Linked DNA regions of Homo sapiens: regions 2 and 3 are each linked to region 1. A link is a loop called in an ENCODE intact Hi-C map of the cell type or tissue named here. Cell type or tissue: endothelial cell of umbilical vein. All regions are shown on one strand.

What was found. Hi-C counts contacts between places; a loop is a spot of excess contacts. Peaks named below come from ENCODE experiments on the same cell type or tissue, not always from the same donor. Only the 100,000 strongest peaks of a DNase experiment are listed, where the experiment ranks them.
Region 2: it touches region 1 in a loop (8-fold over the local background); 3 of 110 quality-filtered maps call a loop at or near these places.
Region 3: a loop joins it to region 1, with 5 times the contacts of the local background. A loop is called at or near these places in 4 of 110 quality-filtered maps.

The regions. Positions count from the first base shown.
Region 1 is chr3:194,881,494-194,889,493 of GRCh38, forward strand. No RefSeq gene overlaps it. Among named protein-coding and RNA genes, the nearest start is that of LINC01972, 120 kb to the left of the region's middle. In endothelial cell of umbilical vein, no CTCF peak of the experiment used is centred here; a DNase peak (open chromatin) is centred at 3,378; H3K27ac peaks cover 1,105 bases.
Region 2 is chr3:195,028,090-195,036,089 of GRCh38, forward strand. No RefSeq gene overlaps it. Among named protein-coding and RNA genes, the nearest start is that of XXYLT1-AS1, 62 kb to the right of the region's middle. RefSeq lists enhancers at 2,307-3,304, 3,305-4,303. In endothelial cell of umbilical vein, a CTCF peak has its summit at 7,357; DNase peaks (open chromatin) are centred at 992, 3,062 and 3,592; H3K27ac peaks cover 5,206 bases.
Region 3 is chr3:194,736,835-194,744,834 of GRCh38, forward strand. It overlaps LINC01968 (long intergenic non-protein coding RNA 1968), which reads left to right. Exons shown (of 4, transcript NR_037891.1): 2 at 7,740-7,855. The region is part of intron 2 of LOC105374292 (a long non-coding RNA gene); the gene reads left to right. Among named protein-coding and RNA genes, the nearest start is that of LINC01972, 28 kb to the right of the region's middle. RefSeq lists an enhancer at 469-648. In endothelial cell of umbilical vein, a CTCF peak has its summit at 2,814; DNase peaks (open chromatin) are centred at 1,577, 2,857 and 4,277; H3K27ac peaks cover 3,739 bases.

The DNA.
Region 1 (8,000 bases):
CAGCTACACAACCAGTGTGGAGCCCCTGCCTCTGGCTACCCAAGACTCCTTGGGGCTCTCCAAACACACAGGCCTTTCTCCTGATTTGGGGTGGTTTTGATTGCCCCAACTGGCACGCCCTTTCTGAAATGCCCCTTTTGCAGCATGAGGCACCCTTCTAGGTCAAGGATGGTGCGGGCTTCATCTGGGGTGCCGACTGGGATTGATTTGTGGGCACTGCCGGGAGCTTTGTGATGACCACATCCAAGCTGTGACATGACTTCTCAGGGATGTGTGCTAGGGTTGTGGGGATGTTGAGGTATATGTTTCACAGGTTTGTCATGAGTCTAGTCGCTTGTGAAGGCCATCTCCTCCAGGAAACTCTCAAGACTCCCACCGCCAAAGTACTTAATAACTGTGTTCTTGTCCTCCCTGCATTCCCTTGGAACCTAAGTCATTTGTCATTTTCTGTCTTCTATTACAACTATTTGAATCGCTTACCCCCCTTGCCATGCTAGCCTCCAGGTTCTTAGGGTAGCAACTGTGTCTCACTCATCTCTGTGTCCTCCTCAACATGTATCTTTCCTTGCTTGGAGTCAGAGCTCACTTAAGGCGGCTGAATTGAATTTCTTACCTGGGGACAGCTAGCTTAGAGTAGACTTCAAATTTAGTACAGTCCTCATGAGAGGGGTATTTTGGAAGGGAGCAGGTTGATTCTGCATTCCTGCTCTGGGGAAGGCGCTGCCTCAGGGCAGGACTGAGCAGTACGATGGGCACAGGGCAACTGGATGGGTTAGGAATGTGGGTGATAGTGGTTGCCAGATAAAATACGGACACCCAGTCAAGTTGAATGTCATTGTCTTCCAAGTATTGCGTGGAACATACTTACGCTAAAAAAATTTATTCATTGTTTTTCTGAAATTCACATTTAACTGGACGTCCTGTATTTTTATTTGTTAAATCTGGTAACTCTAGGTGGGAGTGCCAGGGAGAGAACACAAGATCATCTCCACAGACTTTCTAGAACCAATTCTGTACACTAAGCTGTGTCTTCATGGAGAAACAGCCTGGGGAGTAGGAGGGGTGCAAGACCAGCCAAGCTGGCTCCATTTCATAGCTGTCCATACTTTCAAGTCGCCTGAACTTTCAGACGAGGCTCTCTGATGGGCCTGGCTATCTGTGAAAGCCAACTCCAGTGAAGTCCAGAAATAAAACTAGGAAGCCTCCCAAAAGGTATTTTAGTGTGGTCAGCTGTAAACTTCATTAGGTAAGGACCAAGGTTGTCTCACTCATCATTTGCTCCTCAGTGGCTTGCATAGTCTTTGGCATAAAGCAGGTGCTCCAAAAATATTTACTAAATAAATAAAGAGCTGAGCACTACCTGGCCTTCTCCACCCATGGCTGGACTTACCTCACCCACAGCGATAAAAATGTGCAAAAACGGGAATTGGCACGCAGCCCTTCCTTTCCAGGAGTCATCACTGATTTCCATTAGCCAGCAAAGTGCACAAGTGCGTTAGGCTGATTTGGATTTAAAATCAATTAATGCATCCTCAGGGAGCTTGGCTACTATAAAAGCAAGATAAAACTGCATCTTCTTGAGTTAATTTATTTCAATTTAAAGGGTAATTAATATGTTTTCATTGATATGAATTTAGAAAATAAGGAAAAGTAGCATGAAGGGAGAGAAGCTTGTGCAGCCTCAAGACCTCAGGCAGACACGGTAGCACCTGAGTTCTACCTGGGTTTTGTACACCTGACTTTTCTCATCCTTCTCCACCCAGAGTCACTGGACATCTTTCTTTTCTCCAGTTTTATCTTTTTTCTCCTTGCCAAAACCTCCTGTGCAGGATGTAGTCTGATCCTGGATTTTGAAGTTTGACCAGAAGTAGATGGCCGTCATCCAGAAGAGCCCAGCAGCCAGAGGAGCCATTGACAGGGGGCAGCAGCAACAGGTAAATATAATGAAGGCCTGGCTAGGGGTGGCAGAGAGCAACAGAGGTGACATCATGGGGCAGGATTAGTGGATCTCAGTGACAGTGGTGTGTGAACCGGAAAGGAACAGTCAAGAAGGACCCCAGCTTCCTGACCCAGTGGCTAGAGGAAGGGTGAGGGTACCAGCCAGGACTCAGTTGCAAACAATAGAAACTGACTCTGGATCTCTAAGGAGGAAAAGAATGTATTAGAAGTATTTTCATTAGAGCTCACTGAATCAGTGGCAAGGCTAGAGACCCAAACTCAGAAAATAGGTAGGAACCAAGAGGGGTTGGGACCAGGGTCATGCCACAAGAACAGCCTGGTCAGGTCACAGACAAAACATCCCCACCATTGGACACTTTCTTCACCTGCCCACCTCCACTGCTGCTGTGAATGACCTCCAGACTTCATGTCACTCTCAAGAACGAAAATCCCATTCATATGGTCTGAATGCCCATGCCTACGTCATGTGCACATGCCCCATTTGCTAGGGGTCAGGAGTAGGAATGTCTGATCTCCTTCAGATTCACACACATTCTTCCAAATGGGAAAAGGGTTCGCATAATAGGAAGAAAAAAAAGACAGCAAGTGATCTCTATGGTGGCATTAAAGTTGGGTGTACAGGAAGAAGAGCAAATTTGCATGGGGTATGACAATGAAGTATCTTGGTGGAGCTGTGGAGAGATATTGACATTGGAAATGTCGATCTAGAGGTGTCACCTCTTCAAAGAGGTGACAAGCCATTTGTATAACACCCTTCCCTAGGTTACTATGGCTTCTCCAGCCATCCTTGCATTCCATCATCTTCAAACTCTGATGTCTTATGAGAAGTTCAGGGTATGAAGGCAAGGGCCCTGCAGGGGATAAAGGTTTGGCTGGCTTCTCCTTTCTCAGAAATCCCAATTCCTGGTCTTAGTTTCCAATAATTAAAAATGACTAGCAAATACGAGAAGTTTAGCTGGCTAGCGTAAGGACTTAAGGGCTGTTTTCAGTACAGCTTATTTATGGGGGAAAATCCTTGGAAGAATCACCCCTTTTCTTAGGGTTTCAGGTTCTACTCATGCTGCAGGGGCAGAAATACCTCCAGGGTAGTGCAGGGGCTTTGCAATGTTCAGAACCACAGAACCTCTGAGCTGCAATGAGACATAGGGATCACACAGTCCAATCCCCTCAGTTGATACACAAGGGCCCCAAGGCTAAGAAGATCATTAAAACTGCAGCATCCTTTCACATTCTCTGATCATGAAAAAATGACACCACCTTTCACCCACACCTCAGCCCCATCCTGCCAACACTGCCACCCAGCTGAGAGGAAGGGAGGCAGTGAATAGGATGCAGCTGGGTGGATCACCTCCTCTTCCCCTGGAGGCAGTGACGTCTGTCACTCCTAGGAGATGATTAAAATGTTGCTGCTATTGTTAAATTTTGGCAAGTAGATTCTGAATTATTCTCCCGGGGGGCTGGCCATGAGTCACCACAGTACATCCTCAGGAAGGAGCTGGCTGAACTCCTGAAATGGCCAGATCCTGCAGTGAACTGAGGACCCAGCAGTGTCACAGCACTGCAAATGGGCTGTGAACTGGAGGCTCTGGTGGCTGCCACCATCAGGAGTGGCGGGACTTGACATAGAGGAGAGACCAGAAACCCACCTCTGGTGTTGGCATCACTGATCATGCAGTTCATACAGGACAATCGCCTATGGGAAGACCCGCTGTGATGGAGGAAGAGTGGAGGAAAGGCCAGCCAGTGCCCTGCACAGAGAAGCTAGTCAAGAAAGGCTCGCCTCTGCCAGTCAACATAGCAAGACCTTATCTGTACAGAAAATGGAAATGTTAGCTGGGCATGGTGGTGGAGGATGCCTGTAGTCCTAGCTACTTGGAGGCTGAAGTAGGAGGATCACTTGAGCCCAGGAGTTTTAGGCTGCAGTAAGCAATGATCATGTCACTGCACCACAGCCGGGGCAGCAGAGAGAGACTCCACCTCTAAAGAAAATAAATTAATAAAAATAAAATAAATAAAGACATGCCTCCTCTTTTTCTTCTTATAGGAGGTGGGCCTCAGGCAGGACCTTGAAGCTGACTACGTCTCCTTTCTTTCTCCCATAGGCAGAAACAGGGAACTGTCTGGGGGAAGGGATGTTGATAGGTACTGGGACTCCAGGAGAGTCCAATCCTGCATTTTTAGTGATTAACCTACATGCTGTGGATAGCTGCACAAGAGGGACATTCACCAAAAGTGAAAGGAAGCAGGAACACAGCAATCCCAGGTTACATGAAGGAGGTGAATGGCTCTATGACATGGAAAGAGAGTCCTGGGTGAGTAAATGAAGAAATGAAGAAATGAATGAATACTGCTATGTCCACAGTACCTATTGGCTGTGTTATACTCTGGGATGAAAAAGCACTGAGACTGTGCCCATGGTCTCCCCTTCCCTTCCTCCACCTCTCTACACGTCCAAGACCCCATCCTTCCATGTGGCACAAATGTCTTGCCTGGCCAGACACAGTGGCTCACACCTGTAGTCCCAGCACTTTGGGAGGCCGAGGTGGAGGTGGGTGGATTGCTTGAGCCCAGGAGTTCAAGACCAGACTGGGCAACATGGTGAAATCCTGTCTCTACAAAAAACACAAAAATTAACCATGCATGGTGGCACATGCCTGCAGTCCCAGTGTGTTAGTCCATTCTCAGGCTGCTAATAAAGACATACCCAAGACCAGGCAACTTACAAAGAAAAAGAGGTTTAATGGACTTGCAGTTACACATGGCAGGAGAGGTCTCACAATCATAGCAGAAGGTGAAGGAGAGGCAAAAACACATCCCACATGGAGGCAGGTGAGAGAGTATGTGCATGGGAACTGCCCTTTATAAAACCATCAGATCTAATGGGACTTACACCCTACCGTAAGAACTGTATGGGGGAAACCGTCGCTATGATTCAATTGTCTCCACCTGGCCCTGCCCTTGACATTTGGAGATTATTACAATTCAAGGTGAGATTTGGGTGGGGACACAGAGCCAAACCATGTCTTTCCACCCCGGCCCCTCCCAAATCTCACTTCCTCACATTTCAAAACCAATCATGCCTTCCCAACAATCACCAAAATCTTAACCCATTTCAGCATTAACTCAAAAGTCCACAGTCCAAAGTTTCTTCTGAGACAAGGGAAGCTCTTGCCACCTATGAGCCTATAAAATAAAAGCAACTTAATTACCTCCTAGATACAGTGGGGGTATGGGCATTGGATAAATACACCTGTTCCAAATGGAAGAAATTGGCCAAAATGAAGAGGTTAGAGGCCCCATGCAGGTCCAGAATCCAGCAGAGCAGTCAAATCTTAAAGCTCCAAAATGATCTCCTTTGACTCCATGTCTCATATTCAGGTCATGCTGATGAAAGAGGTGGGTTCCTATTGTGTTGAGCAGCCTCCCTCCTGGCTGCTTTCATAGGCCAGAATTGAGAGTCTGTGGCTTTTCCAGGTGCACAGTGCAAGCTGTCAGTGGATCTATGCTTCTGGGGTCTGGAGGACAGTGGCCCTCTTCTCACGGGTCCAGTAGACAGTGCCCCAGTGGGTCTGTGTGGGGTCTCCCACCCCATATTTCCCTTCCTCACTGCCCTACCAGAGGTTCTCCATGAGGCCTCCACCCCTCCAGCACACATCTCTCTGGACATCCATGTGTTTCCATACATCCTCTGAAATCTAGCTGGAGGTTCCTAAAACTCAATTCTTGACTTCTATGCACCTTCGGACAAAACATAGGTAAGCTGCCAAGGCTTGGGGCTTGCACCCTCTGAAGCAAAGGCCTGAGCTATACCTTGGCCCCTTTCAGCCATGGCTGGGATGCAGGGCACAAGTTCCAAGACTGCACAAAGCAGCAGGGCCCTGGACCCAGCCCACAATACCATTTTTTTCCTCCTAGGCCTCTGGCTTGTGATGGGAGGGCCTGACATGGAGACCTCTGACATGCCCTGGAGACATTTTCCCCATTGTCTTTGCAATTAACATTTGGCTCCTTGTTACTTATGCAAATTTCTGCAGTCAGCTTGAATTTCTCAGAAAATGGGTTTTTCTTTTCTATGGCATCATCAGGCTGCAAACTTTCCAAACTTTTATGCACTGCTTCCCCTTTAAACATAAGTTCCAATTCCAAACCATGTATTTGTGAATGAATAAAACTGAATGTTTTTAAAAGCACCCAAGTCACTTCTTGAATGCTTTGCTGCTAAGCAATTTCTTCCACCAGATACCCTAAATCATCTCTCTCCAGTTCAAAGTTCCACAGATCTCTAGGGCAGGGGCAAAATGCCACCAGTCTCTTTGCTAAAGTGTAGCAAGAATCACCTTTGCTTCGGTTCCCAATAAATTCCTCATCTCCATCTGAGACCACCTCAGCCTGGACTACATTGTCCATACCAATATCAGCAGTTTGATCAAAGCCATTCAACGAGTCTCTAGGAAGTTCCAAACTTTCCCACATCTTCCTGTCTTCCAAGCCCTCCAAACTGTTACAACTTCTGCCTGTTACCCGGTTCCAAAGTCACTTCCACATTTTTGGGTATCTTTACAGCAGCACCCCACTACCTGGTACCAATTTACTGTATTAGTCTGTTCTCATGCTGCTAATAAAGACATACCTAAGACTTGGCAACTTACAAAGAAAAAGAGGTTTAATGGACTCACAGTTACACATGGCTGGGGAGGCCTCACAATCATGGCAGAGGGCGAAGGAGGAACAAAGCCACGTCCTACATTGCAGCAGGCAAGAGAGTGTGTGCAGGGGAACTACCCTTTATAAAACCATCAGATCTTGTGAGACTTATTCACTCTCACAAGAGCAGCACAAGCAAAACCAGCCCCCATGATTCAGTTATCTCCCACCAGGTCCAACAATATGTGGGGATTGTGGGAGCTGTAATTCAAGATGAGATTTGGGTGGGGACACAACAAAATCATATCACCTAGCTACTTGGGAGGCTGAGACAGGAGGATCACCTGAGCCCAGGAAGTCGAGGCTGCGGCGAGCCACGATTACATCACTGCACTCCAGCCTGGGTGAAGGAGTGAGAACCAGTCACAAAAAAAAGAAAGAAAGAAAGAAAGAAAGAAAGAAAGAAAGAAAGAAAGAAAGAAAGAAAGAAAGAAAAGCCATGCCCTCTACTAGGAAGCCTTTTCTGATTCACCAACTCAGAAATTCTTTTTCCTCTGTCCTCCCAAGGGCCTTACCTCCACTCACACAAGGCCCTTATTTCTAGGCTGAATGATGGTTATTGACGTGTGTCTCACCTCCCTGTGCCCTCCCAGTGCTCAGGGCCTAAAGAACCCCTTGCAGAGCGTGCTAAGGATGTCTTACTCTCCAAGGACTCCCAAACCCTTTCCACAACTCCTAATATTAAGAAAAGACCTGTTTTCCCCTGACCTCCTTTGTCTAGGATTGTTTGAGTGACTTTGGTAACAACAGACCTTTGAATAGAAATGAAATAGAGATATGTTTCTTGGACAAGCGGAGGTGGCCTCAGAAAGGGAAAGGGTCCTGGGCTGGAAATCATGTCTTCCAGCAGAGGAAGAACAAACAGATCCAAGCTGAAGTAAATGAAAACCCATCTCAGGGCTCAGGACAAGGCCTAGGGGCCAGGAGGAGATGACCATGGTGGATGCTTTGGAGGATGAGAAAAGTAGGGAGGAAGAAGCCTCCAGGTGCAGGGGAAGAGAGGGGGATGCGTAGAGTGGGACTTGAGAGCCAGCTTCCCTGTGTGGCTCTCCTTGACTTAACCAGTGGTGTGCCTGTGCCCTGATACTAATCGAGAAGTGGACTTCCACAGGATGCTCCCTGGAGTGCTCAATAAATGTTGATAGAATAACCCTGATAAGAACAACAGGCAATTTTTTTTCGAGTACTTGTAATGTACCAGACGCTGTTCTAGTTCTTCCTCTTTTTTTTTTTTAAATGTATCTCTTCATTAAATCTTCTCATCAACCTGCGAGGTATTTAGTATTATCAACCTCATTTTACAGATCATGAATTGGAGGCACAGAAATATTAATTAA
Region 2 (8,000 bases), 150 kb after region 1:
GGTCTTTTCCCAGTGTACTTTCTTTCCTGGTCTAAAGGCTTTATAAAAACCTTCCACTCCTCCTCTTGCCTTCCTCTCTTTTTCAGCCTTAGGCCCGTCAGTCAAATTCTTTCTTCTGAGGAGGCAAGAATTGAGGTTGCTGCAGACCCACACGGATTCACCGCTGGTAACTCAGATACCTTCCAACCTTCCACTGGTAACAATTCTGCCATATGCTGTTGGTCAAGCAGATCTTCCCTGGTTCAGTGTGGAAGAGGACTACACTGGGGGGATGCCAGGAGGTGGAGATCACAGGGATTGACTTGGAGACCTGCTGCCACATATGGTCACCAGGGTTATTCTCCATTCTCACAGGTGGCCTCCCGTTTCTCATGCTCACAGGCGGCACTGCCATGAGCATCCTTGGGCATGCTTCTGTGAGTTTTTTTGTTTTGTTTTGTTTGTTTGTTTTGTTTTTGAGATGGAGTCTTGCTCTATCACCCAGGCTGGAGTGCAGTGGTGCGATCTCGGCTCACTGCAACCTCCACCTTCCAGGTTCAAGCGATTCTCCTGCCTCAGCCTCCTGAGTAGCTGGGATTACAGGTGCACGCCACCATGCCCAGCTAATTTTTGTATTTTTACTAGAGACGGGGTTTCACCATGATGGCCAGGCTGGTCTCGAACTCCTAACCTCAGGCAATCCACCCACCTCTGTTCCCACTGAGCATGCCTCTTAATGCCCAGGTACGTCTCTTCTAGTCCTAGTGGTAGAATGGCTGCAATTCTTGCATTTTCAAATGGGAAACTGAAACCAGAGGAAGGTGACTTCTCCAAGGTCATACTGTTAATCGCCTACGAGTCCAGGATGACATCAGTCACCTGACTTCCAGCCTACTTTATTTTCAGAGCCACTCTGTAGGCAAAATACACATGGCCTGAGATTTCAGGAAGTATGTTGAGATAAAGCCTGGCTGGGAATTGCCAAGAGTCAGTTTCCAGAACGACAAAACGTGTAATGGCTAATCTTGCTTTGTAGGCACTACATAAACGTCACTACACTCAAAGCCTAGATTAGCCAATGCATGAATGTCTAATCTGCCTTGATTAAAAGGAAGCTGGTGGAAATGAGGAATCTTTTCCATGCTGTCATTAGCAGAAACTTCGGAGTGAGACAGACCCGGGTTTGAGTTCTGGCTCTAGCTCTGTGACTGTAAGCCAGCCACATCATTCCTGTGTCATGGTTTCTCCATCTGTAAAATGGGAATCATCAGAGTACCAACTTCACAGGCTGTTCAGTGGATGATGTGATGGTGTAGATCATGCACTCAGCGAGGGGCTGGCAGGCTTCCCACAGGAGCTGCTGCTATTTGTATTCTCCCTGTCTGGCCTACTTCATTTATCCATCAAGCTTCCTGAATGAATGGATTCCATTTTCTAAAAAATAGATGGTACCTGGAGAGCTCATTTTATTCCATTTTCCCACATCTTGACTCTGCTGTTAATACCATCCATTATTTTGTGGCCTGCTTTTTGTTGCATACTGTCAGATTTGTGATGAATGTAGCACAGCGTGGGCGTGAAGTCAATACAGAGCCTCCTGAGAGCTGCCCCTGTGGCCCAGCACAGACTACTTCTTGCCCCTTGTGTGGCTGGCTGTATGTGCAACTGTCTCTGCGGGCAGGACCTGAATCCTCCTCACCTCTGTGGCTGTAATGTGTCTGGAATGAATGAATGAATGAATGAATGAATGAATGAACAAATGAAAAAAAGGGATCGGCCGGGCGCGGTGGCTCATGCCTGTAATCCCAGCACTTTGGGAGGCCGAGGTGGGCAGATCACAGGAGGTCAGGAGTTCGAGACCAGCCTGACCAACACGGAGAAACCCCGTCTCTACTAAAAATACAAAATTAGCTGGGCGTGGTGGCACGTGCCTGTAATCCCAGCTACTTGGGAAGGTGAGGCAGGAGTATCGCTTCACGCCGGGGGCAGAGGCTGTGGTGAGCTGAGATCGCACCATTGTACTCCAGCCTGGGTAACAAGAGCGAAACTCTGTCTCAAAAAAAAAAAGGATCAATAGAACCAAATCAACTGAAATGAATGGGTCACAAAGGACATCGCTGGAACATTGAATTATTGCCTGGATTTGGATTTAAAATGTTAAGAGTATTGTAGAGATTTAGAATAACTTTGAGTCCTCCAACATCCAGCAGAAGGAAAGATGGGATACTGTGGGTCGAAGGATGGGGTACTCTGGGTTGAAGGATGGGGTACTGTAGGTCGGGAAAAAGGAAGAGGGGCCAAGTATTGCGCCGGTTTTCTGTGCGATGAGTTTAAGGTGTTTTCGGGCCTCCAGAGTAGACCTCATCTGCTGGGTTGGGTTTAAGGGAGAGACCCATGGCTTTTTACCAGCTGTGCAGCAGGTTAGCAAACAGGCTTTTACCCTGAAGCCACTGGATATCCCCGAGCTTCAGGAGAGAACCCTGGAAACCCTACTGCTCTTCAGAATCAACAAGCCCTGGAATGTTTCTGGCCAGAGCCAGGCAAGGACAGAGATTTAAAGGGGATGTGACAAGTGTCCCAGGTAAGTGACACCCAGGCCCAAACTGGAAGGGTACCAGCATTCTCCCTGTTTGAGGATCCTTGTCAGGGACCTCAGCCATAGGGAACATCTGAGCTTGGCCTCTGAGCCCTTCCGTCCACTCCTAGCACTGCCTCCACAGCCCCAAAGAAGACCCCACTTCTCCTCGAGGGTGGCTGGCCTGCTGGCAAAGACCATTTCCTCCTCCTCCACTTGGGAAGCCAGGGGAGCCTGGCCCGGCCCATCAGCTGGGCCAGAGGGCGGTACTGCCCTGGGGTGCCCTGAGGGAGAAGGGCAGGGCTCCGGGTGCCTGTGCAGTGCTGGGCCTCAGCAGGGGCCTGGCCCAGTGTGACCGCAGCGCCACAATAGCCAGGCTCCCCCCGAGGGCATCTTGTACGCAGGCTGATACTTTGAGCTTACTCATTCCAAACCCCTTTGCTGTCCTTCCTCAGGAAGCTTCCTATTGAAAGATAAATGCTCTGTCTGTGATCAAACAGATTTACATTTATTTACTTTCCTTTCCTCCCAGGACTGCGCCAGCCCAGACAAGTCCAAGAGGAGGATTCCAGGCAGTTAAGATGGTTTCCGGAGAAGCCTGGAATTTCCCCGTAAGCACAAGCTCGGCAGAAAAAGGCAGGGTCCCTCGGCAGCCAGGGCAGGGGCTGAGTCAGTCCCAAGTCTCCCTGGCAAATGGATCACCCCTTAGGGTGGGAAGAGCCCCCCAGCTGTGTGGGGAACCTGGCTAGAGGTTGCTGAACCTCTGCTTTCAAGGAGTCTTGTGACCCCGGGAGCATAGAACAATCGCGGAGGCGCTTACATCCAAAATCCATTTTCCTTCAAAAAAGTGTCCAGGTGGAGGTAAAGAAAGAGGACCCTGTATACTTTGGTAAATCTGTGATTTAGCTACAATGTAACTGGGCCTTGGGAACCCAGGGTGAGGTTTCTTATGTGACATCTCCTGGAAAAGCTCCGCTCAATTCCTGAAAAATCCCTTATCAGACACCGACAGGAAACAGGGATTTCCAGGGAAATGGATGTGGAAGGCACCTGAAGGCCATTCCAAAACTCCAAAGTTTTTATTTATTTTACTAACTTAGGTGACTTAGACATACAACTTCCTGCAAACAGTGCATTCAGCTTTGTGTTCCTAAGCAAATAAATGGAACAGAGGCCACCAAAACTAGGCCCGCTGGAAAGGGCAGAGCAGATGCCCTTACACCCATAGCCCCTGGGGGTCATGCCTGTGAGTTCTTGCATATCAGCTTGTGACAGCGTTGTGACCTGCCCCTTTGTCACCTTGCCACCACATCACCCCCCAGGGGTCTGGGCATTTCCTCGAAGCTGCTTCCAGGACAGGATCAGGAACGTGTTACTTGGGTGGGGGGCTGGGAGGGAGGCAAGGAGCTCTGGTTCTGCCCATGTCCTCCAGCCTCGAGTGTGCAACTGCTCTTCTGGGAACTTGGGTCTCCTCATCTGAAACACAGGGAATTAGAGAAGATGATTTTGTAACGCTCGAAGGCTCTGTAATCCCCAAAAACATGCTCTAAAGGGATCTCCAGTCCAGCATATCAACCCAAACAAAAGACAACGCTGTGGTTACTTGTTCAAATGCCTCTTTCTTCTTGTAAACAGTGCACTCCCAATGACAGAGGCCCTCTGCTACTCATCATCTAGGTAGCTGACAGGTGGCTGCCTGCGGTACCTGATGTTTGGACAGACAAACAAATGACCAGGTGACACCCAAGTGCGATTCTCTCTGATCGCCATCCTGTAGCCTGTCTCCTTAGCTGGGCTCCAAGCTCTTTGGGGAGCGAGGAACAGATCTGTTCTACATAGAATCTCCAATCAGAGCTGACGGTGGCTCAGGAAGCACCAGGGTGCCCAGGCTAGTTGTTGAAATATTGAAGTACTTCTGTGCAGTTGCTGAGCCTGAGAGAGCCTCTCTCCCCTCCCCCGCCACCAAGCCCAACATCTATCCGAAGGTTTCCTCTCCACCATCCAGCCACTGAAGGGTGGTGACTGATGTAGCAGGGCTGTAGGCCTCTGCTCCAGGACTGTATATGCCTGGTGCCATTCTGATTGGCCAGCGCCCTTGCCATACTGTCGTTAAATGTTGAGTGGTAGACCAGCCCAATGCAGGTGATGGGGAGGGAGAGCAGATGACTGGTAGGTGCCACCTGTCACCTGAGAATAGATATATGTAGGCCCTGCTTTCCCAATGGACTGAGAATGTTCCCAGCAAAGAAGTGGGCAGTGTGTGCTGCCTGACCCCAAGAAGACACATGCCCAGATCCCTAGCTGGACAGAACGAGGACCTCCAAGCACACCTGCAGGCAAAGGAATGGGCTGAGTCTCAGCCCCCCGGACTTACGAGCCAGGCGGCCCCACCTGTCTAAACTTGCGTTTCCTCTTCTGTACACAGGAGACAGTTAAACCTACCTTCCAGTTTGCGTGAGGACTTGTGTCTAACACGGGCTCTGATCTGTACCCACAGGTAGGGCTTTCCCTCCTGACAAAATCTTATTTTGATAAATCAGGACTTTAAAAATGACCAAGTGGTTAAGCAAGTGCATTCCGTCTGTGCAGATGCATCAAGCTGTTCGCTTACCTACACAATTCTGTATGTAGAGCAGACGATGATCCAATGCCAAAACATCAAATATATATTCTTAGGCATCAAAAGTATTATCAATAAAAGTTAAGGTGCTAAAAAAGAATGGCTGAGCAAAATCTAGAATTTGAGTCCTAGAGAAAGTTCCTGAGACAGGTCTCTTTCAATCCTGAGTTTCCTGACAGCAGGGGCTGGGAGCATATCAAAACAGTCCTTGCTAGAATTTTCCTCCTAAAGCTAAGTGTTTAACCGGTGCATTTTAGCAACAGCAGAGCTGGAAAAATATATCTGGGTAGAAGTAGCAGACAGACAGCGGTCAGCGAGCCAGGAGGTCGCAGGCCACAGGCCTTGGGCAGTCACACCTGCAGAGTAAACACTGAGTCAGACTGGGTTAATTATGCAGAGATTGATTCTGGCTTGAAAGAGGAAGGGAGAGCCGCCTCACTGCATACTCGGAGGTGGGCCTTGGCTAGGTGGATCTAACAATTGATTATTTTATTTCAGATCCAGGGAGTGTTGTGATATTGACCTTCAAGGTTCAGAGAAGAGTGTTTAGGACACACAGTGAAATAGACAGCTGCAGTCCAAGCCACAGTGGAATTTCTAGTGTCCTCTGCCCTTCTGGGGCAGGCTAGGGCGGGGTGGAGCAGGGAGACGGCTTCAGGCCTTTCTAATTTAAAAGGACAAGGACCAGGGGCTGGATGCCTTTCCGTTTCACACCCGCGGCTTCCCACTTCAGGAGTGTTCCTGTGCTTCCCACCTTGGCCTGTCTTCAGACGGGCACCTGGACGTGGGGCTTGGAGATCCAACTAGTCCCCAAGTTCACCCAAGACAGTTTGTTCCCAGGAGCTCATTTAACACTAGGCTGTTTGCAAGTCAAAGTGCGTCCCGTGCAAACAACATCCCAAGAGCACTGAGCGTGGCCAGCTGACCCACGAAGTCTATGACCCATCCCTGTACCTTGAAGTCCTGAAAGCTCTGGACCTACCACCATGTTGCCACGAGCACACACTCTAGATCTGAACTGCTCATTCGGTGGACGCTGGGAAGTGGGGACCCTGTGTCCACCAGTGTTCCTTCAGCACACAGCCACTGAGTGCCTGCTCGGGGCCAGGTCCTTATTTAGGGAAACCAGAGAGATGCCTCGTATACCTCAAAGGTCTCAGTTTAGGGCAGAATTCAGGACAGGTTCCAAATACCTACACCTGAGACCAAAAATGGTCCTATTAGGAGAGGTAGATAATGCCTGGAGAGGGGATTTCAAGGTGGGGAGGCCACATCCAAGTGGGGTGGAAGCAGGGAACTGAAGAGAAACTTGGGAGGATGGGCTGGACTTTGAAAGGCAGGGAGGGGAGGGCGTCCCAGGCCGAGGATAGGTGTGAGCAATTTCCCTTTCCCCAGGCTTTGGAAGGGGAACCGGGGAGGAAGGGCAGGCATGAGCCACGGCAAGGTAGGAACACCTAAGGGAGGCAGCAGGCGAAGCCCCCCAGCTCCTGCCCAGGCCCCTCCACTGTGCGTGGAGGGATGCAGGCGTGGCTCCGGCCCCTCTGCTCTGCATGGAGGGATGCAGGCCTGGCTCCGTGGGAAAGGTGAACTGAGGCACAGAGTCTCCTTCCCCAGCGCTGAGGACTGGGGAGTGGGTCTCCAGCAGCTCCTCACACTGCCTCCTGGCCGGGGCCTCAGAGAAGCCAGCCCAAATCCTGGCCCGGATCAGAAAAATCCCAGGTGATTAGATCCAGAGGGGATGGAGTCCCAACCTCTCCAGGCCACTCTGGAGGCCGAGGCTCTGAAGAGAAAGTGCCTGCCAAACGCTGCCCTTGGCCTAAGGAGCTTCCTGCAGCCAGGGCCTCACCTGCAAAGGGCTATGAAATCACCTGTTTTGCTTCATGATGATGAAGATTAAGTTTAAATCATATACGTCTGTGGGGGTGAAGAACAGCACCTTGAATCCCTTGCAGGTGGAGAGCGTGGAGGCGCAAAGGTTCTACTGGCTCTTCCCAGGCGCCCCCACACAAACTGGACTCCAATCCAGGAGGAAGCACGGAGGCGGCCTAACCTGGGCCCTCCTCCATCCACGGAGCTGAGGGCCCAGAGAGGGAGGGCAACTCGCCCTCCACCACACCCCGCACAGCAGCTCCCTCCTTCCCCAGGGCCCAGCCCTGACACCTCCTGTCCCTGCCGGAGCCCTGCACCTGAGGACCCAGAGCCACGCGGGACCTTCTTTCACAGCCAGGAGGCGTCGGGGAGCTTCCCAGGCTGACTCTGCTTCCCGTGCTTTCCCCACCGCCCCCGCCAGAAACTGGGGCCCAAATGGCAGCATCCCCACCCCACGGCGCCCCAGCGCTGCAAAGCGCAGCCCTTCCGTAAACGGCCTGGGGAAATGAAGTTGGTGGACTCTGCCTGTCCTCGTCCGGTGTCACCTCCTGCCGGCCTCCTCATTCTGCCAGGGCTTCTGGCTCCTCACCCGGGCACAGAGGCCCCTTCAGCAGCAGGGATGGGGGCATTCGGAGAAGGACTGGGGCCGGCTGATCCTGGCCTGACAGAGGCCTCCTCACCCACTGGCACCAGCCCTGCCCTGAAGACGTGGTCGTAGCATCGATGCAATCGGGGGGGAGCGTGGTGGGTGGGGCACAGCCTGAAGGAGGAGGTCGAGCAAACACGTGGCCTCAGCTGGGACGCAGCACTGTCTGCAGAGCCCCTCGAATCCAGCTCCACATCTGGTTCTCGGGGGCGCAGGGCTGCCCGTGCAGGATTATCGACCCTGTTTTCAGGGAACAGGAAACTGAGGCCAAGCGAGGGGTCCTGAGCCGCCCAAGGTCAGAGAGGTGGTGA
Region 3 (8,000 bases), 140 kb before region 1:
GTCTCTGCTGGTGCTTCTTCTTAGCTGTTGCTTCTCTCTTCTGCTTCTCTTTCCTCCTGTGCTTGCTGCTTCTGCCTCTGCTTTTCCTGCTGGTGCTTCTTCTGCAACATATTCATCTACTTCTCCTTCTGCTTTTTCTTCCTTTTCCTCCTCCTCTTGCGCTTTTCCTCCTCCTCCTCCTGCCTTTTCTGCTGCTTCTCTTCGTTCTGCTGCTGCTACTTTGGCTTGTTTCCATTTCTCTGCTCTGACTTTTGCTTTTGCTGCTTCTCCTTCTGCCGCAGCTTCTCCTTCCTCCACTGTGACTATGTCTCCCTCTTCCCTCCCCACCCTGCCTTTCTCTTCCCTCCTCTTCTTTCTCCCCTTCCTTTTCTCCCCCCGCTCTTCTTCTTCAGCTCCTGCTTCTATTTTTGCTCCTTCTGCTTCTTCTCTTGCTGTTCTTGTTTCTCCTTCCAGGGTTACAACATCTACTTCTCTTCCTCTTCCTTTCTCAGTTTCTCGCTCTTCCTCTGCATCTGTGTGTGTCTGTGTGTGCAGCTTCTGCTTTCTGAGCATCTACTTCTGCTTTGCATGTTTCTGCCACTTCTCCTTCTGCCTTTCCTGCTGCTTCTGCTGCTTCCATGCCCACTTCTTCTTTTCTGCCTCTGCCTCAGCGGCTGCTGCTGTTGCTACGCCTTCCTTCTTTTTTTCTTCCTCCTCTTCCTCTTCCTTCATCTTCCTCTCTTCTGTGGCCTTTGCTTCTGGTTCTGCTTTTTCTGCTCACTTTCCTTCTCCTCCTGCTCTGTCTTCTCCTCCTCCTGTCTTCTTCTTCTCTTCCTCCTCTGTTTTCTCCTCCTTCTTGTCTTCCTCCTCCTGCTGCTCAGTTTTGAACATGCTGAATTTAAGGTGCCTGTGAAACATTTACTTATACCTTCTCTAGGGCTTTCCAGTGTTCTTTAAGAGCTTCAAAATTTCCACCAACTTGGAACTTGCTGGCTGACCTTCAGAACAGTCTCTTTTAGTAGGTAGCAGATAATAACAAGACTTCACAAAGGAGCAGTACTCTACAATTAACCCAGTATTTACAAACCCATTATTTTATTAGTAGAACAGGGAAACTGAGGCTCAGAGAAATTCCCATACTTTGCAAGGCTGCATAGAAATAAGTGAAGCTTTTATAAGAACCTAGAGCCCCTTTTCCCAGGGTTTGCCGTAGGGCCTTACTTTTTAAAAATTTGTTATTTTAATAGACTTTATCTTTTTAGAAGCAGCTATAGGTTGACAGCAAAATTGAGAGGGAAGTACACAAAGTCCCAACAGGACCTTATGTTTTTACAGAGCTTAACAAGTCCCTTTGTATCCATGATTTCATCTGTTTAGGAATCACTTGAGAGGATGTCAGCTCAGAGAGGGAAGGGATTCAGTTATGCCCACACAGCAAAGCAATGCCACCTCACTGGGGTGAGGGCCCCTAGCTTCTTGTCCAAGGGCTCAGGAAGGACCAGTGCCATTCAGAAAAGTAGTGAGGCAGTGAGTGGTAGGTGTGGGCATTAAGCCAGCTTCTCTTAGTATGTCACCAGTCCCTCCCACTCACATCCCGGCATGAGAGAGTCATCCAGATCTGGTTCTCTGAGTTTTTCCATCCTTAAGGAAAATTCTAGTGACCTAAATCTGGGCCAGAAAACCAATAAACACAGGAGTTGCTTTTTAAGAAAAACTCAGTTGATAGGCTGAAAGTGCCACGAGGCCACAGGACAATTAGAGTATGCTGGGCTCCAAATGCTGAGCAGATGCCATCCTGGTTGGGAGCCAGGCCCTGGGAATAGAAACACCAGCCCTCTGTGCCAGCCCTGGCAGGGCCCTGGGAGGCAGCTGGTCTCCAGCCAGTGGCTCCCCTCTGTTGCCAGCACTGCACAGGCCCCAGGGGAATGAAAATTGAATTTGGCAAAATTCACATTCTTGTCTTTGGAGAGTGGGTGAGAGTTGCACCCTGGGAAGTAGATTATCAGCCAGCCCCATGAGGGGAGGGCTCACGTTCCTTTACTCGCCATCATGTCTCCAGGGTCAAAATCAGTGCCTAGCATATAACAGGTGCTCAGAAATGTTTGTTACTGACTATCTACACACTGAAGACAGGGAACGGAGCTTTCACCACTTCCTAAGGTTTCCAATTCCCAGATCTTTATGTTTGTAGGACTCTAGGTGGCTTCCGATTAAGTACCTATTGTTGAGGGGGACTGTGGGGAGTGGTTGTCCAAATAACAAGAGAATGGCTTCCACAGTCAGGTTCCATTTTAGAGGAGGCTCAGGGTGGAAGTAGTTTGCAAGGGAAGAGGCAGCCCGGCTGAGTCTTGGGTCTTGCAGGAAGGGAGGAAAGGGGATGCCAGAGAGATGTCTTGGGCATGGGAAGAGAGCCTAGGGCTTAACTATAGAAGGGCTTGTGGATGTCCTCTTGCTAGTTGTCCATTCACCAAGCATCTGTCTGTGGGCCTCTTCTTCGGGATGGGCTCTCCTGGGAAAGTACTGCATCTCTGTGTAGAGAAAGTGCTCCTTTCAGAGGAAGTGCTTTGAAGGGTGTGCTTAGAAGACATACCTTGCGATCTGGAGCGCAGATGGCCAAAGACACAAAAAGCCCCTGTGTACAGCCTCCCTGAACAGAGCAGCCCCACCCTAGAGGCTCCACTGGGGTCACTTCTGCCTACAAATAAGGACATGCTGCGAAACATGCTGACCAGTGCCTGCAGTGTGGGGCAGAGAAAGTAGCAGGTGGTTCAGGAAGACAGGAGGAAGCCTGTGGAGGGGGCAGCACCGGAGCTGGCCCTGGAAGTGTGGGGCAGACTTGGCCATAGAAGGGCAGCATAATCAAAGGCGAAGAATCGGGAGTGTTGTGTGAGTCACAGGTCATCCTGTTTGGCTTGAGGCTCAAGGAAGTGGGAGCTGAGGTTGGAAATGTAAACCTAGGCCAGGCAGAGCACCGTGGCTCACACCTGCAATCCCAGCACTTTGGGAGGCTGAGGCAAGAGAATCACTTAAAGATGGAGTTTGAGACCAGCCTGTGCAACAAAGCAAGACCCCATCTCTAAAAAAATTTTTTTAAAAATTAGCCTGGTGCCGTGGCATACACCTATAGTCTCAGTTACTCGGGAGGCTGAGGCAGAAGGATGGCTTGAGCCCATGAGCCCAGGCATTCAAGGTTACAGTGAACTATGATTACACCACAGCACTCCATCCTGGATGACAGGACAAGCCCTGTCTCTATAAACAAATAAACCAGCCAGGCACGGTGGCTCATGTCTATAATCCCAGCACTTTGGGAGGCAGAGGTGGGTGGATCACGAGGTCAGGAGATAGAGACCATCCTGGCCAACATGATGAAACCCTGTCTCCACTAAAAATACAAAAAAAAAAATTAGCTGGGCGTGGTGGCACGTGCCTGTAATGCCAGCTACTTGGGAGGCTGAGGCAGGAGAATAGCTTGAACCAGGGAGTCGGAGGTTGCAGTGAGCCCAGATCATGCCGCTGCACTCCAGCCTGGCGACAGAGTGAGACTCGGTCTCCAAAAAAACAAACAAACCAGTAAACAAGGTCAGAGATGTATGTGTCCTCCCCACGTCCCTCTGCTTTTTTTGACTTCTGGTGAAGAAAATTAGAGGATTAAGTTAATCAGATCCTGCAGTTCATGACATATTACCATCATTGGTCCCTACACATTCCCTCTCTTGATTTGCTTATGTATTCTCATTTCCCCATCCATAGCGGGATGGCTTGCTTCTAATACATTTGCCATCCTTCTTTGTGTTTGTGCATGTTCTTATATAAGTGATATTGCTGCCTAGTTCTTAGGATGCATTTTGCTTTAATGTATGTAAATGATTTGGGATTTCGTATATGTTATTCTGCTGCTGGCTTTTTTATTTGGCACTAGGATTTTAAGATTCATTCATACTACCAAGTGTGCGTACAGGCAATGACTTCTAAGGGCTGTGTAGTACCACTGAAGTACACCCACTACATCCTGTCCACGCCCAGGGGTGGACATCCATGTTGCCCACAAGTGGTTCCTTGGCAAAGGAACGCCATGTTGAGAGTTGACTTTTAGGCAGGCTGGTGGCCTGACAGGGCTGACGCATGATCACCAGTCAATGAGACACTGGTGAGCCCAGCTTGGATGTGTCCAGCTGGAGTTAAGTGGCTGTGACTTCAGGTACTTAAGGGACCTGCACGGCTTCTTACAGGCGGTCTGCATTCTTGGTAACGCGTAATGTAGTGACTCATGGGAGAAATATTAGGTCTCGGTCCTATCTCGGTCCTAGCTTTGAAAGGACAATGTGTTTTTGATGCATAAGAGGAAGTTTAGGAAGCAGCCCAGGAGGTCTGTTTTCCCGAAGGTTGGGCTGTGAGTAAACGTGGTCTTTGGTTTGATGCAGGGAAAGGGCGGGGGAGGGGTGGCACATACCCGCAGCAATCCGGGGGAATGGCATTGAACTGGAAAAGTGTGTGTGTGCATGTAAGTGTGAGTGTGAGCATGAGCATGAGTGTGTGTGTGCCAGAGTGTGTGAGAATGTGACTAGTCCGGAAGGGCAAGACATGGAGGTGGCATAGGGACAGGCTGTGGTTATGAGACTGTCTTCGTTCTCTCTTTTACTCATCCAACCTTGCCACGACTTAGCCTGCTGCTGGATCCCCTCCGAAGCTTCTCACTGAGGAGCCACAGTAAACTGTTATTCTTCATTTAACTGGGTTGGTTCCTGTGTATGCTTCCTGTACTTCTGGAGAATTTGTTTTCAATTTAGGGAGACAGTCCCTCTCTAAAAGAGCCCAGCAGCGCCACTGTCTGCACAGCACGTCTGTCCATCTGAGTGCATAAAGAGGCCGGGTGTGGTGGCTCAAGCCTGTAATCCCAGCACTTTGGGAGGCCGAGGTGGGTGGATCATGAGGTCAGGAGTTCGAGACCAGCCTGGACAACATGGCGAAACCCTGTCTCAACTAAAAATACAAAAAATTAGCTGGGTGTGGTGGTGGGTGCCTGTAATCTCAGCTACTCAGGAGGCTGAGGCAGGAGAATTGCTTGAACCCGGGAGGCAGAGGTTGCAGTGAGCCAAGATCATGCCACTGCACTCCAGCCTGGGCGGTAGAGGGAGACTCTGTCTCAGAAGAAAAAAATAATAATAATAAAAAAAGAAGGTCTTGCAAAGGCACTCAAGCAGCCGAGGATGCGGTTTTACTTCTCAATGTGCTCCTTTCAGGCTGGCCAAGGCTTGGAGGGGGCAGGCAGGGGAAAGGGCATCAATGTGACGCAGTCCTAGGATCCCAGGCATTTCCTCTCCACCTCCAAGACCCACAGATGACGTCTCCAAGGCAGGTTGCAGATTGGATCCAACAGAGGTCCTGGGAATCTCTACGTCACCTCTATTAATTATTTCCATGCATGTCCCATCCCTTGGAAAACCCTGTCAGTAAAAGAATGAGCGTGGTTCCTCAGTTTCCTCCATGTGGAATGCAGCTACTTCCACAGTGACATCAGCATTGGAGATGCCTGCAGCTCTGGGGCTGGCAGTTCCCCGAGGGTGGGGCCCATGCCCATCCTGTTCACTGCTGGACCACAGCATCTAACACAATGCCTGGCATATAGCATAAAATATAAATTCAATATGAATTGAGCAATATCTGAAATTAAGTGGCAGGGACCAGAGAAAGAATCCGATTTTACAGGGAAAACGAGATTAAGAGAGTTGAAGGAGGCGTTTCTCAATTTTATTATTGAAAGTTTCTGGTAAATTATTTGATATGACACTTTGACAGGACACCCTTAAGTTATGGGCAGCTTTGATTGCTAGAATGTTCTTCTTTAGAAGCAAGCAAACACTCCTTGATGGAATACCCGCTGGATGTTCTGCTCTGGATGAAGCCTCAGGGCTACTATATATAGAGTATAATATATATTTATATATAATATATTTAATATATAAATATATATTTATATATAATGTATTTTATATATATATATTTATATATATATATATTTAGAGGCAAGTTCTTGCTCTGTCATTCAGGCTGGAGTGCAGTGGCATGATCCTAGCTTGCTGCAGCCTTGAACTCCTGGTCTCAAGTAATCCTCCCACCTCAGGCTCCTGAGCAGCTGGGACTATAGGTGCACACCACTATGCCCAGCAACTTTTTTCTTTTAGAGATGGGGTCTTGCTATGTTGCCCAGGCTGGTCTTGAGCTCCTGAGCTCAACTGATGCTCGCACCTCGACCTCCCAAAGTGCTGGGATCACAGGTGTGAGCCACCCTGCCTGACCCAGAGCTAATATTTTGGAGCATCTTCTCCGAGCTGGGCATTGTTTTAGGTGCCCTACTTGCATTACCTTATTTAATTCTCATTGTAGTCCTTTGAAATAAATCCCCAGTTAGCAGAAAAGGAATCTAAAGTTTAGAAGGGCAAATGCTTTAAGCAAAGTAAATGGCCCCGCTTTCAGCTGGGGAAGCTGCTGAGAGGACATACTGCATTTAGAGGAGAATGAGAGATGCCCTCAAACTTTCAGCCCTTCACTTTTAGATCAATTCCACTCTTTACAGGAGATTTACATTTTATTCTTAGTGCTTTTCTGAAAGTCCCAACTATTTTTAATTTTTTTATAGTTAGAATATAAATTAATGTGTTATAAAAATAAAATGGAATTTTAAACAGAAAGCTGGCTTGAAGATTTTGTAATGAGCTTACTATTTGAATAATGACACAGAATTCATGTTAACACAAACAATGCACCTTAAAGTAAAACCCATTGACAGAGGCTGCAAGTGAAAGACTGTGAAGTGATGCATATAGTTGCTATATTTAAGCTATTAAGGGCTCAAGGGTATTCTTTTGCCTTTAGGATTGCCTTGGAAAGAAATCAAACTCAGAAACAGACAAGCCAAGCCCACCGTATTCTTGGAGACACCTTCAGGTGATGGGAAGGGCCGCCCACTCTTGCAGGTCCTCCTTGGCTGACGCAGGCTTTCCTTCGCCCTCCCTAGGATGGCCTCTGAGGCCCTCTACCTTCCACTTCCCTCTGTTCTCTCCATTGCTCAAGATTTCTCACCTAAGTGGCCTTTTTTCCCCTGACATGACCAGGCTATTCCTATTCCTGGCTCAGAGCCTTTGCACTTGCTGTTGCCTCTTCTTGGGACTCCTCTTCCCCAGATCTTTATGTGGCTGGCTCCCTGTCTTCATTAAGGTTCCAGTTCTGGCATCCCATTCTCAGGAAGCCTTGCCTGACGATCCTCGCTGAAGAGGTGCCTTTCTGCCTCCCTGCTCTAGCTATCCTGGCCACTCTGTATCCCATAACAGAATATGACTCCGTTCTATTGTCTTGATAACATTTGTCATATGTCAAATGATCTTATACATATAATTGCTTAGGTGTCCCTTACCACCTTTCCCTTTGGACCACTCAGTGAAAGCAGGCACTTCTTCTTGTTCACCATTGTTTCGCCAGCACCTATGCTGTGCTGTGTACAAAGGATGTGCTTAGCAAGCATTTGTCAATTACATCAATGACTGAATACTTGGATGAGTGAATGAGCCAGCTAAACTGGAGGTAGTACAGTAAAAAGGGATCTGGACTGAGGAATGAAAAGACGCCATAAAAGTTCTCACCTCCTTGCTCCATCAACACAGGGGCCATTGATTTTTGCGAAAACCCCTTAATCTCTTTAAGCCTCAACTTCCTCATCAGAAAAATGGGGATAACAACACCTTCCCTTTGTGCCTCCCCAGGTTGTGAGTGAGGAATGGATGCCATTGTTAGTGGCTTCCGTTGTGCTCAGTGGAAACACGCATCTACAGGTAGAATGTAGAGGAACAGCCCAATTCAGCTGTCTTGTGGATTTCAGGTTTGTTTTTGTTTTTTTTTTTTCCAAGCAACAACTGAGTGTTTCCTGAGCACTATTAGATCCCCAGAGCTCCTAGGGACTGGGATCTGCATAAGAGGCAGGGACCTGGCCCTTGATTTAATTGGGGAGTAATTAGTGAGCAATG